Linked DNA regions of Homo sapiens: region 1 is linked to region 2. A link is an interaction called in ENCODE POLR2A ChIA-PET data of the cell type or tissue named here. Cell type or tissue: MCF 10A. All regions are shown on one strand.

Region 1 (2,500 bases), 280 kb before region 2:
TGTGAGCCACTGCGCCTGGCCTCAGCCCTGTTTTCTTACACCTGATCCATGTTGGTTCCTTTGAGTTCTGAGGCTTAGAACACACCCTCTCTCACCATTGGAGGGGTGGTCTTTGGGTCGCTGCCTGGCAAAGCTAGCTCTTGTCCCCAAATAAATCAACAGGTGTACCTCTCTTTCCCGGGGGTGTTTATGCAGCCCCTGCTCTGGTTTAGAGACTGCTGGGCTGTGTAGAGGTTAGGAGTTTTTTTCTCCTACTGTGGCCTGTCACTGGGTCATGAGGTCCCTGGCTGACGTGGGGCCCACATGTGGCCATGAGAGCAAGCATCCATGGTGCTTTCTGACTTCCTACATGCTGGAATTTCCTTGCACAAATCTGTTCACCTTTCCCTTTTGGGAGTCCTGGCTGCCAAGTACTGTACACTGTGTTATAAAGTATGAGCACCTTTCACTCAGCAGAAGCTCCCTCTCCTGAATCTGGAGATGGTAAGAGCACAGGCTCTGGGACTGGTTCTTAGTCCAGCTGTCTCATATCCTCTCACGGCCTCCACTGGCCCAGCTGTAAACTGGGAGAGATCAGAATCCCCCAGGGTGTCCAGGAGGATTGGTAAAGTACTGGCCTGGGTGTGGTGGGGGTGGGTGTGCTAGACTTTCTTTAGTAGCTGAGTCTTGTGTTTTAAGCAAGTTCACCTTCTGAAGGTTTCCTCATTTATGATATGAATACACTGAATATATAAAACAGATAAAAGCAGTATGTCATTGCTACAAATTCAGTTCAAATGTATAATGTTTACTTAAAAAGACAATGACAGAAGAGCTAGGTAGGCTGTGCTAACGTACACAGATATTTGGGACTGGGGTAGTAAACAGTGGTGTCTTCTACCTTGACAGCATTGCATGCGTTTGTTTCTTGCTATGGCTGTACAGTAAGGAGACAGTTAGATGTCTGTATGTGTTGACAGTGTTCAGCCACTTACCTTGAGCTCTCAGGTTCTCAGGATGTGCTTCTGTTAAAGAGAGATGGCAGAGGCAGTTCCGTTCTAGCACAAGGTAATGGGGTGGTCTTCAGTGGGTTACCATTTGATCTGTGACACAAAGGTGAATGTTGCTTTCTCTTACAGTTCTAAAACAGTAAACACACACACACACAAAAGAAATGAGTCAAAATTGACTAGAACCCATGAAACACCTCCCTGGAACCAAAATAGCTTGAAAGCCAACGGATTCAGCTCTTCTCAGGGCTTTCCCAATATTCTATGACCCCCACAGCTGGAATGCCTTTGTAAGCTCCAGCTGAGGAAGGGATGTTGTGAGGAGACTGATCACTGGTACTAAGTCAGGTGCTCAGGTACAGGAAGTGCCTGCCAACCTGAGTCCTCCTTCCAGGGTGCTGGTTCTGACCTTCAGCTCCTGACTCATCCAACCCCGGGGGCCTGGCTGTGAGTTGGTGCTCAGCTCACACCACAGCTTTCCAAAGCCACGCTGTCTTGGAGGGTGATCACACAGCTTGCCTCGGAGGGCTGCTGTCAGGATGGGTTGCATGAGATAAGTGCCTCTAAAAGGCTGAGCACCGTGCCTGCCTGGCACACAATGAATGCTTAATCAATACAGGGTAGTATCATCATCCTTGCTGTCACCAGCACTTCCCCAGCTTAACGTTTCACAAATGCTTTTTTTTTTTGAGACGGAGTCTTGCTCTGTTGCCCAGGCTGGAGTGCAGTGGTGTGATCTCGGCTCACTGCAAGCTCTGCCTCCCGGGTTTATGCCATTCTCCCGCCTCAGCCTCCCGAGTAGCTGGGACTACAGGCACCTGCCACCATGCCTGGTTAATTTTTTTGTGTTTTTAGTAGAGACCGAGTTTCACCGTGTTAGCCAGGATGGTCTTGATCTCCTGACTTCGTGATCCGCCCGCCTCAGCCTCCCAAAGTGCTGGGATTACAGGTGTGAGCCACCGCGCCCGGATTTTTTTTTTTTTTTTTTTTTTTGAGAGGAAGTCTTGACTTGTTGCCCAGGCTGGAGTGCAGTGACACGATCTTGGCTCACTGCAACCTCTACCTCCCAGGTTCAAGTGATTCTCCTGCCTCAGCCTCCCAAGTAGCTGGGATTACGGGAGTCTGCCACCACACCCGGCTAATTTTTTATATTTTTAATAGAGATGGGGTTTCACCATGTTGGCCAGGCTGGTCTTGAACTCCTGACCTCAGGTGATCCACCCATCTCGGCCTCCCAAAGCGCTGGGATTACAAGCATGAGCCACCGCACCCGGCCCACAGACACTTTTGAAGCCTCTGGCCCTTGCTGTCTGCTAATTCTCATGTCGTCAGAATTGCCACTATCATTTAATGGGCTGCTTTTTCAATTCAAACTCGTGAAAATATTACGAATAATTATCTCTGCACTTTGTCCTGCCTTTCCTTTCCATTTCCCTGGCCAAGACTAATGTCACTTTTGAATAAAATGAACAAATATAATTCTTTGTATAAAACTAGGGGAAACCCAGGGA
Region 2 (2,500 bases):
AGGAATACGATCTGATTTAGAACAGTTACAGCTTATTCATTCCCCCAGTTCTTTTACGATTTTTCAAGGAGGCTTACTTTTTATTTTTATTTTTTTACTTATTTGCAAAATACCCTATTAGTCCTGCAGGGCCCTTCCTTTCAAATTGATCTCATGTTGATTTTCTCTTTAATCCTAATCACCTGTGTAGGTGTGAGAGTTGAGGTGAAGTCTCCCATCTGGGAAGGTTGAGGGGTCGAGGGTCAGCTCGCTGTGGTGGGGAAACAGCACTGGGGTGGGAGTCAGACAGCACTGTTGTCCACCTATGGTTTCTCCTCTTGCTGGTTGCAAGGCCTCAAGCAACTTGCTTCATTTCTCTGAGCCTCAGTTTCCCCGTCTGTGACATGGGGATGATATCTAGCCTACCTTTTGCACAGGGCTGTTGCAAAGGGTTGAATAAGGCTTTGGTGGCAATTTGGAGCTGAAGGAGGCAGCAGGGGATGGGACAGGTGCCCAGTGTTGTTTTATAGAAGCTGCTAGGGGCCGGGTGTGGTGGTTCATGCCTGTAATCCCAGCACTTTGGGAAGCTGAGGCGGGTGGATCACTTGAGGTCAGGAGTTCCAGACCAGCCCGGCCAACATGGTGAAACCCCGTCTCTACTAAAAATACAAAAATTAGCCCGGTGTGGTTGCATCCGCCTGTAATTCCAGCTACTCAGGAGGCTGAGGTAGAAGAATCACTTGAACCTGGGAGGTGGAGGCTACAGTGAGCCAAGATCACACCACTGCACTCCAGCCTGAGCGACAGAGCAAGACTCCATCACAAAAAATAAAAATAAAAATAAAAATAGAAGCTGATAGGGTATATCTGAGGGGGAAAAGATTCAATAACAGAAATTGAAATGTAGGTAAGCGTGAGGAAGTTGTAAGCACTTCCTAGCTCTGTCTTTTTTTTTTTTTTTTTTGAGACGGAGTTTCACTCTTGTTGCCCAGGGTAAAGTGCAGTGGCGTGATCTCGGCTCACGGCAACCTCCACCTTCTGGGGTCAAGCGATTCTCCTGCCTCAGCCTCCCGAGTAGATGGGATCCACTTCCCAGGTTCAAGCGATTCTCCTGCCTCGGCCTCCCGAGTAGCTGGGATTACAGGCATGCGCCACCATGCCCAGCTAATTTTGTACTTTTAGTAGAGACAGGGTTTCTCCATGTTGATCAGGCTGGTCTCGAACTCGCGAGCTCAGGTGATCCACCCACCTCAGCCTCCCAAAGTGCTGGGATTACAGGTGTGAGCCACTGCACCCGGTCTCTAGCTCTGTCTCTTACTTGAATGTGATCTCACCCTGTGTGACTCAGCTTCCTCATTTGGAAATCCAGGTCTCACAGTCAGGAAGTAACTTTTTGGATACCTTACACTGAACACTGAAGGTTGCATAAGAGTTGGTTACAGGCTGGGTGCAGTGGCTCATGCCTGTAATCCTAGCACTTTGGGAGGCTGAAGTAGGTGGCTCATCTGAAGACAGGAGTTTGAGACCAGCCTGGCCAACATGGCGAAACCCCGACTCTATTAAAAATACAAAAATTAGCCAGGTGTGGTGGCACTTGCCTGTAATCCCAGCTACTCGGGAGGTTGAGGCAGGAGAATCTCTGGAACCCGGGAGGCAGAGGCTGCAGTGAGCAAAGATTGCACCACTGCACTCCAGCTGGAGACAGAGCAAGACTCCGTCTCAAAAAAAAAAGAGATACACTCCAGGTAGATGGGACTGCATGAGCAGCGGCTTGGGTTAGAAATTACGGCAGCATGGATGAGAGACACCGTTCTCATGTATTTTGTTTCAGGAGGACAATAATAATACTTGTTTATTGTGATGACAATTAAATAAGATAATGCAGGTAAGGTGCTTAGCAGAGGCTTGTACATAACCAACTCAGTAATGGTGCTTGTTTTTACCGCCATTTTTGTTGTTGTTTTTACAAATAAAGAAAACAAAGGCTCTGATAGGTGATATGTAGGCCAGGCACACAGCTATTGGTTGTTGAGCAGGATTTGAACCCACAGCTTTTATTTATTTATTTACTTATTTATTTACATTTTTAAATTTAATTTAATTAATTTTTTTTTTGAGATAGGGTCTCACTCATTGCCCAGGCTGCAGTGCAGTGATGTGATCTCAGCTCACTGCAACCTCTGCCTCCCGGGTTCAAGTGATTCTCCTGCCTTAGCCTCCTGAGTAGCTGGGACCACAGGCACATGACATCATGACCAGCTAATTTTTATATTCTTAGTAAAGACAGGGTTTCGCCATATCGGCCAGGCTGGTCTTGAACTCCTGACCTCAAGTGATCCGCCTGCCTTGGCCTCCTAAAGTGCTGGGATTACAGGCGTGAGCCCACTGCGCACAGCCTATTTATTTACTTTTAGAGACAGAGTCTCACTATGTTGTCTAGGGTGGAATGCAGTGGCTATTCACAGTCACAATCCCACCACTGATCAGCACAGTTTTGACCTGCTCCATTTTCATCTTGGGC

What was found. Peaks named below come from ENCODE experiments on the same cell type or tissue, not always from the same donor. Only the 100,000 strongest peaks of a DNase experiment are listed, where the experiment ranks them.
Region 1: POLR2A ChIA-PET joins it to region 2 with 6 read pairs; 3 of 35 experiments call an interaction of 5 or more read pairs at or near these places.

Annotation. Positions count from the first base shown.
Region 1 is chr22:31,336,288-31,338,787 of GRCh38, reverse strand. All of the region lies in intron 2 of PATZ1 (POZ/BTB and AT hook containing zinc finger 1), which reads left to right. PIK3IP1-DT (PIK3IP1 divergent transcript) reads right to left here. Exons shown (of 2, transcript NR_110542.1): 2 at 767-1,120. Among named protein-coding and RNA genes, the nearest start is that of PIK3IP1-DT, 2.2 kb to the right of the region's middle. RefSeq lists an enhancer at 1-309. In MCF 10A, no CTCF peak of the experiment used is centred here; a DNase peak (open chromatin) is centred at 1,397.
Region 2 is chr22:31,060,177-31,062,676 of GRCh38, reverse strand. It overlaps the pseudogene RN7SL633P. Among named protein-coding and RNA genes, the nearest start is that of SMTN, 20 kb to the left of the region's middle. In MCF 10A, no CTCF peak of the experiment used is centred here; a DNase peak (open chromatin) is centred at 1,346.